3 separate regions of the Homo sapiens genome follow, and regions 1 and 2 are each linked to region 3. The links are chromatin loops, found by intact Hi-C in ENCODE. Cell type or tissue: CD14-positive monocyte. All regions are shown on one strand.

Evidence for each region. Hi-C counts contacts between places; a loop is a spot of excess contacts. Peaks named below come from ENCODE experiments on the same cell type or tissue, not always from the same donor. Only the 100,000 strongest peaks of a DNase experiment are listed, where the experiment ranks them.
Region 1: a loop joins it to region 3, with 5 times the contacts of the local background. A loop is called at or near these places in 8 of 110 quality-filtered maps.
Region 2: a loop joins it to region 3, with 2.5 times the contacts of the local background. A loop is called at or near these places in 2 of 110 quality-filtered maps.

Annotation. Positions count from the first base shown.
Region 1 is chrX:129,808,392-129,810,891 of GRCh38, reverse strand. The region is part of intron 10 of ZDHHC9 (zDHHC palmitoyltransferase 9); the gene reads left to right. Among named protein-coding and RNA genes, the nearest start is that of SASH3, 30 kb to the right of the region's middle. In CD14-positive monocyte, no CTCF peak of the experiment used is centred here; DNase peaks (open chromatin) are centred at 1,321 and 1,901; H3K4me3 peaks cover 487 bases; H3K27ac peaks cover 1,564 bases.
Region 2 is chrX:129,676,948-129,679,447 of GRCh38, reverse strand. It overlaps LOC105373334 (a long non-coding RNA gene), which reads left to right and starts at 978. Exons shown (of 2, transcript XR_938580.4): 1 at 978-1,319. RefSeq lists a silencer at 894-1,073 and an enhancer at 1,304-1,473. In CD14-positive monocyte, CTCF peaks have their summits at 863 and 1,064 (motif pointing left); a DNase peak (open chromatin) is centred at 1,057; H3K4me3 peaks cover 1,537 bases; H3K27ac peaks cover 815 bases.
Region 3 is chrX:129,753,794-129,756,293 of GRCh38, reverse strand. It overlaps XPNPEP2 (X-prolyl aminopeptidase 2), which reads right to left. Exons shown (of 21, transcript NM_003399.6): 12 at 1,713-1,822; 13 at 923-1,000. Among named protein-coding and RNA genes, the nearest start is that of XPNPEP2, 16 kb to the right of the region's middle. RefSeq lists an enhancer at 1-409. In CD14-positive monocyte, CTCF peaks have their summits at 1,259 and 1,462 (motif pointing right); a DNase peak (open chromatin) is centred at 2,053; H3K4me3 peaks cover 630 bases.

The sequences.
Region 1 (2,500 bases), 55 kb before region 3:
ACTTAAGGCTGGGTCGATATAGAGAGGGCGGAGGCTAATTTACAGCTTGGAAATATAATTAGGCAATATTGTATTCTAATCACCCCAGCTTCCCTGCCTCTACACCTGCCCTGATGTTGCCTTCAGATCTTTGTGTCCTTGATGTAGATTAAGATTTAGTCATTTCTTTGGTGTATATTGAGTGACTCTGTGCCAGCCACTGTACTAGCTGCCAGGGTTATACCAATGAATGAGGCAAACGATGTCCCTGCTCTCAAGGAGCTCATTGTCTAGTGGGGGCAAGAAACAAGTAAACAGGCCATTGCTCAACATTGTGAAAAGTGCCTTGATGAGGAAAGCATAAAATGCTATAGGGGCAAAGACAGAGGTCAGGGGATTGTATTAGAGTTAGTGATGTGGTTACTGTGGTAGAAGGGGGCTTCCTAACTGGAATATGCAAAAGTTGTGGAAACTCTCCCAGCTGTCCTATTTAAGATATATAAAGTATATCTTTAAAGTATATAAAGTACTTTCCTAAAAAAAAATATTACTTGAGCTTTTTTTTTTGAGATGGAGTTTTGCTCTGTCACCCAGGCTGGAGTGCAGTGGTGTGATCTCGGCTCATTGCAACTCCACCTCCCAGGTTCAAGCAATTCTCTGCCTCAGCCTCCGAGTAGCTGGGATTACAGGCGCCCGCCACCATGCCTGGCTAATTTTTGTATTTTCACTAGAGACAGGGTTTCACCATCCTGGCCAGGATGGTCTGCATCTCCTGACCTCGTGATCCTCCCGCCTCAGCCTCCCAAAGTGTTGGGATTACAGGCGTGAGCCACCGTGCCCAGCTGAGCTTTCTTTTTTTAATAAGAACTTTATTGAGATATGATTCACATACCATAGGTCCCAATTTTTTTTTTTTTTTTTTTTGAGACGGAGTCTCGCTCTGTCACCCAGGCTGGAGTGCGGTGGTGCAATCTCAGCTCACTGCAACCTCCGCCTCCCGGGTTCTCCTGCCTCAGCCTCCTGAGTAGCTGGGATTACAGGCATGTGCCACCACGCCCAGCTAATTTTGTATTTTTTAGTAGAGACGGGGTTTCTCCATGTTGGTCAGGCTGGTCTCGAACTTCTGACCTCAGATGATCTGCCCACCTCAGCCTCCCAAAGTAGAGGATTACAGGCGTGAGCCACTGCGCCCAACTGATCCCTATTTAAAATGTATGATTCACTGGTCTAGAATATTCACAGAGTTGTACAATCATTATAACAATCAATTTTAGAGCATTTTCGTTACCCTTCCACCCTAAGAAACCCTGTAGCCATTAGCAGTCACTCTCCCTTTCCCCTGAACTTCCCCAGCCACACCCCTAGGCAACCACTAATCTACTTCCTTTTAGTACAGATTTCTCTCTTCTGGGTATTTCATGTAAATGAAATCATACAATATGTGGTCTTTTGTGACTGGCTTCTTTTACTTAGCATGTTTTCGAGGTTTGTCCATGTTGTACTATGTAGCAGTACTTCGTTCCTTTATATGGCCAAATGATATTCCATTATATGGATATACCACATTTCATTTATCCATTCATCAGTTGATGGACATTTGGATTGTTTCCACCATTTGATTATTATGAGTGATGCTGCTATGAACATTTGTGTACCAATTTTTGCATGGCCATATATTTTCATTTCTCTTGGCTATATACCTGGGAGTAAAATAGCTAGGTCACATGGTAGCTCTATGTTTAACCTTTAAGGTACTGCTGAACTGTTTTCCAAAGTGGCTGCACCATTTTATACCCCCACTAGCAGTGCCTGAGGGTTCCAGTTTCTCTACATCCTCTGCAACACTTATTATCTGACATTTTGAGTCTAGCCATCTTAGTGAATGTGAAGTGGTATCTCATTGTGGTTTTGATTTGCATTTCCCTGATGACTAATGATGTCGAATATCTTTTCATGTGCTTATTGGCCATTTTTATGTGCTCATTGGAGAAGTGTCTGTTCAGAGCTTTTGTCTATTTTTTAATTGGATTGTTTGTCTTTTTTATTGTTGAGTTGTAAGAGTTCTTTATGTAATCTGTATGCAAGTCTCTTACCAGATATACAATTTGCAAATATTTTCTCCTATTCCATGGGTTATCTTTTAATTTTCTTGATAGTGTCCTTTGGAGCACAAAATTTTTAAATTTTGATGTAGTCCAGTTTGTCTATTTTTTTCTTTTGTTGTTTGTACTTTTTGGTGTCATATCTGAGAAACTGTTGCCTAATCCAAAGTCATGAAGATTTATGCCCTTGTTTTCTTGTAAGAGCTGTACAGTTTTGGCTCTTACATTTAGGTTTTTGATCCATTTTGAGTTAATTTTTATATATGGTGTGAGGTAGAGGGTCCACATTCTTTCTTTTGCCTGTAGCTATCCAGTTGTCTCTGCACCATTTGTTGAAAGGACTATTCTTCTCCCATAGACTTGTCTTGGCACCCTTGTTGAAAATCTATAAATGTGAGAGTTCATTTCTGGACTTTCAG
Region 2 (2,500 bases), 77 kb after region 3:
ACCTAGACCAACTAAATCAGAATATCTTGGGGGTGGGGGTCCTGGCCTAATTAGTTCTTAAAGCTCCCCAAGTTAATTTTAATGTGCAGCCGCAGTTGAGAGCAATGTTGTACCCCTTGCTTCTCAAGGTGTGGTGCACAGCAGTAGCTGCATCACCTGGGAGCTTGTTAAAAATGCAGTCTCGGGTGCCACCGGATTCCCCAGATTTTCTAAATCAGACTTTTAACAAGGACCTCAGGTGATTTGTCCAAGTGATAATGTTTGAGAAGCACTACCAAGGAGCCAGGCAGGAGAGGGTGGACTTAGTGGTGCTCCTCCCAGCTTCCAGGGAAGTATGTGGTTGCTTGAATGGAGGCAAATCTCCACTCCTCCACGAGTCCAGATCTAATAGCTGGCTCAGCATTTTGCCAGGCTAGTGGGCCGGCATTCCAGTGTAGATAATGTAAATGTCTTTCTGCATGGACAAAATCCCCATCCTGAATAGCGACAGCAAAGCAAAGCAAGGGGTTCCATTCCATCGGGAAAGCTGGGACTAGCAGTATATATTTGCTAGGAGTCCTTTCTGAGGAGTGGGAACAATAGACTAAAGAATCAGCCCTCGCGGTCCTGTCACGTCCCTGCACCCAACTAACCGCGGGCTGGGCCTAGCCATGATTGCTCGCACTGTGAGCACTGCTGCTTGCGCAGGGAACCCGCCCTCAAAGCCACAGCGCCCTGAGATTCTCTCTACCAGCTCCCCACCCCCGCCCCACAACTCTCCTCCAGAAAAGGAAAATAAAAAGTGATCAAAAGTATTCCAATTCTATTATTGGTTTGGTTTCAAAATGTTGGCCCTGTTCTTTCGGGCTGGGCCAGGTGGGTAGAGCCGACACCCCCTTGTCTCGGGGCTCTGAGGCTCTTGAAAGCGCGGGAACCAGCGTGGGGGCGGGATCCCCAGTGCCCCCGGTGCGTAGGCGCACTGCCGCGCTGCCACGCCCTCTCCCGGCCCCTGGCCAGGGCAACGGTGCCAGGGGACTGGCGAAGGCGCGCGGTGGGCGCTGCACTGCCCCCCTCAGGGCGGGCGACGCGCTCCTTCGCGGGCCCAGCGCGTTCACTTCCTGGGCCCGGCTGGCACTGCCCTGCGCCGCCGCCCGTCAGTCCCGGTACCCCGCCAGGAAATGTCTTCTTCCTGGGAAGACGGCCGCTGTCTGCGGCAGTGGGTGGCAGAGTCTGAAACCAAGTCGCACAAGCCCTGGGAGACAGAAAGCCTTGTGTTTGTCTTGGGGACTGTTCCGTCAGAATGAGCAGCTTAAAAAATGTCGCCTGTGAGGTCTCAGCTCGTAAGTGCCCCTCATGCCCACCCCCGGGAGGAGGCATGAGGGTGGGGGAAGCATCTTCATGGTAGATAGAAGCTTAAACGCTGCAGAAGCCGCCCGCTCGCGGCGGCCAGGACGAGGCCCCTTCGAGGCCAGCTGTTTGCTGTGTAACTGAGAGCAGAGTCCTTTAAGGACACAGGCCATTGGGTAAACACCCTCCTTGTCCCTCAGGCAGCTGGGTGTGGACGGCGGCTGCCTTTGGCCGGGGAGGCAAGGGCACCCAGCTGTTACCCAGCCAATGAGGACACATAGCCTCTGAGAAAAGCACAAAGGTGGCCCCTCTAGGCTATCTCTAGGGGAAAAAATTACACACACACACACACACACACACACACACACACACACACACACTCTCTCTTAAAAGTCTTGTGCCTGGATGCTCAGCACTGGCCCTGGAGCCTGCACCCACCTGCCTCCTAGTTGGCAGTAGTTCCCTCACACTGGCATGGTCTCCACTGAGATACTGGCTCCTTCATGAGCTCATTCCCATCCTCTACCTTCTTCCTCCTGTTTCCTTAGTTTCTCTCATTCTTAACTTCTGCTTTCTTCATCTTTCTCCCCATTTGTTCCACCTCTTCCTCTTCTGTTTCTTTCTTCCTTTTCCATTCATTTAAAAATGCACTCACCATGCATTAAGCACTGTAGTAGTCAGCCTGGCTGCCATAATAAAAATACCAGAGACTGTGTGACTTCAACAATAGAAATTAATTTTCTCACTTTTTGGGGCTGGAAGTCCAAAATCAGTGTGCCAGCATGGTGAAGTTCTGGTGAGGGTTCTCTTCCTGGCTTGTAAGATGGCTGCCTTCTTGCTATGTCTTCACGTGGCGGAGGAAGAGAGAGAAAGATCTCTTCTTCTTATAAGGCTGCAGTCCTGTCTGCTTAGGGCTCCACCCTTATGACCTCATTTGACCTTAATTACCTGCTGAAGAGCCTATCTCCAGGTATAGTGATATTGGGGGTTAGGGCTTCAGCATATGAGTTTTTTGGAAGTTGTCAGAAGTCAGTCCATAGCAAGCACCTACAGGGATTGTTAGATCCCTAGGAGCTATAGCAATGGGGAAAGCAGCAGTGCAAACAGATGTGACCAATGTTGTTAACACAGTGTGAACAGAACATAGCAGGAGCACGAAGGGGCAGGGGTGAAT
Region 3 (2,500 bases):
CCTGCACCTGGCTGAGCCAGGCCCTGGTCCCCAGGGAGGAGAGAGAGGGTAAAGCCCAGAATATGAGAGCTGGGAGAGCCCTAGAGACCCCCCAGCTCAGCTGTCTCCTTTTCCATAAGGAGAAGCAGGCCTATGGAGGCCAAGGGGCTTGCACGAGGATGCGCGGTAAAGCGGCAAAGAGCTGGGCCTCTACCCAGATGCTCCCTCCGGCCCTTTGTCTCTAACTTCCTGCTGCCTCCGAGAGCAGAGGGCCCTGAGAAGAAGCAGAGCACAGGAAGGGAGGATACCTCCAGGGTGGGGCTGCTGAGCAAGAGGTGGTAAAGCCGAGGAGCACCCACCCTGCCACTCTAGCCCGAGTGGGTAGGAGGGGCTGGGGCAAGGCAGCCGAAGGCGTGGGAGACACCAGGGGACACCAGGGGAGGGAATTCTGGGACATGTCAGGCACTCCCTTGGAGGGCATTGACCTCTCCCTGCTGTGCCCATGCCAGGCGGAGGCAGCTGGTCAGCTTTTCATCAGGCAGGCCTGCAGGGGTTTGTTTTCTATAGGGCCAAACACCTGGCTAGCCTGTATCTTGGGCCCACCTTGGCTGGTTCAGGCTGAGTGAACAGACCTCTCTCCATGTGAACTCGTGAGCTTTAAGCATTAGCTAACATAAGCAACACATGGGAAGCCAGGGAAAAGCATCCAATGGCATCGGTGTCTTCCTTCCAGGTCCCCCAGCCTCCAGCTCTCAGGCCTTTTCATTACAAGGCAACTCCCTACTCCACACTGAGCTCCTCTCCCAGCCCCCACAGGGCTAGGGGCCTCGGACCTTCAACGTGGACTCAGGTCCCAGAACATCCCCCTCCCCTCACCCTGTTCCTCTACACACACAACAGGATGCCCCAACAGGGCCCTAGAAAATTCTTTTTCCTCAAGTACCTGTAGTGGGCCAGGGCAGCATTCAGACCACTAGCAGAGATGGTTTCAAAACTGGGTCCGGAGGAGAACTGTTCTTCTCTGGAAAGTACAAGGCAAGGCATGGTCAATGAATGGGCCCCTGGACTAGGCTGGGCCCGGGATATCTAATCAAATCCAATGAAGGTCATGGCTGCCTCTACCTCTCAACTGGACACCATTTGGCTCTCCCAGCCCTCACCTCCTGGTTCCATCTCCTCAAGCCCTGACCTGTCATTTATAGAGGAAGATCAGAGGACACACTGTAGACACACATTATTTCCTCTCCACCTCCATTTTACGGATAGGAGTGAAGAAACCCAGCTCTCTGTATCTGAAAACTCCCCCAGTCCTGGGAGAGCATCCTGTACCTCAAACCTACAATCCGGCCCTGACCTGGGCCAAGCATGCCTTCGGGAATCCTCCTCCCTACCTGGTATTCTCAAGTGGTCCAGGGGCTGACCTGGTCTGAGCCACAGCACCCCCCAGGGAGATTCAGACCGTACCTGAAGCAGACACTAGGGGACGCTATTGGGTTGTGGCCCTTCGAGTTGTCCTGCTTTCAGCGGGGCGGGAAATATCATCCAACGCCCCCTGCTCAACTCCCCGACCACCCAAGAACCTGTCACTCCTTGTTCTCCAGAGCCCTCCCCCACCCAGCACGCATATGAGGAGGATCTTCCTTTCTGCTAAGTAAGGGGACAAATTCCCCCTCCCTGCCCCCACTGCCACACTAAAAGACAGTCAGCCAAAAAGGACGGCCGTGGCTCTTCACCCTCGGAACTTGTCCACGATCTCTGCCCCCGAGAACTCATCCACTGTGCCTTTGGGCACGTTCTTCTCCAGCCAGACCAAGTACCGGATCACAGCCACAGCGTCCCGCACCTGGAGTTGGGGAAGCAGGGAAACAGAGGAGCCGGGTGAGGTCTGGTTGCAGCCACAGGCTCCAAGATGATGGAGATCAGATAGCGGCTCCAGGATGTGGAGCTTTGAAAACACTGGCTATTTGATGTCAAAGAATTCTTGTTAGTGTTTATATATGATCATAGTGTGTTCCTGTTTTTGAAAGAGTTCTGTGTTGACGGCAGAAATGACACACTATCTAGGATTTACTTTTAAAAGAATCCAGCAGCAGAGGGGGTGGTTGTGGTGGTAATGAACATGGGGTTATAGACAAGACAAGAATGGCCATGAGTCAAGGATTATTGAAGCTGGATGAAGGGACACTGGAGATTATGATGCTATTTTCTTTATCTTTGTGTGTGTTTAAAATTTCCTATGAGACAAAGTTTTTTTTAAATGAGGTGGTTTATCTTAATTTTAACAAGAATTCTTTTTTAAAAATTGAGCCATCCTCTTGCCAGTGTGAGGAAATCATTATAGCTAACACTTATTTAACACTTAGAATGTGCTAGGTGGTGCTCAGAGCAATATACATATTCATTGAATTCTCACAACAACCATATGCTGTAAGATTACTGTTATGATCCTCATTTTACAGATGGGGTAACTGAGGCCCAGAGAGGTAAAATGACTTGGTCAAGGTCACCCAGTTAGGAATTG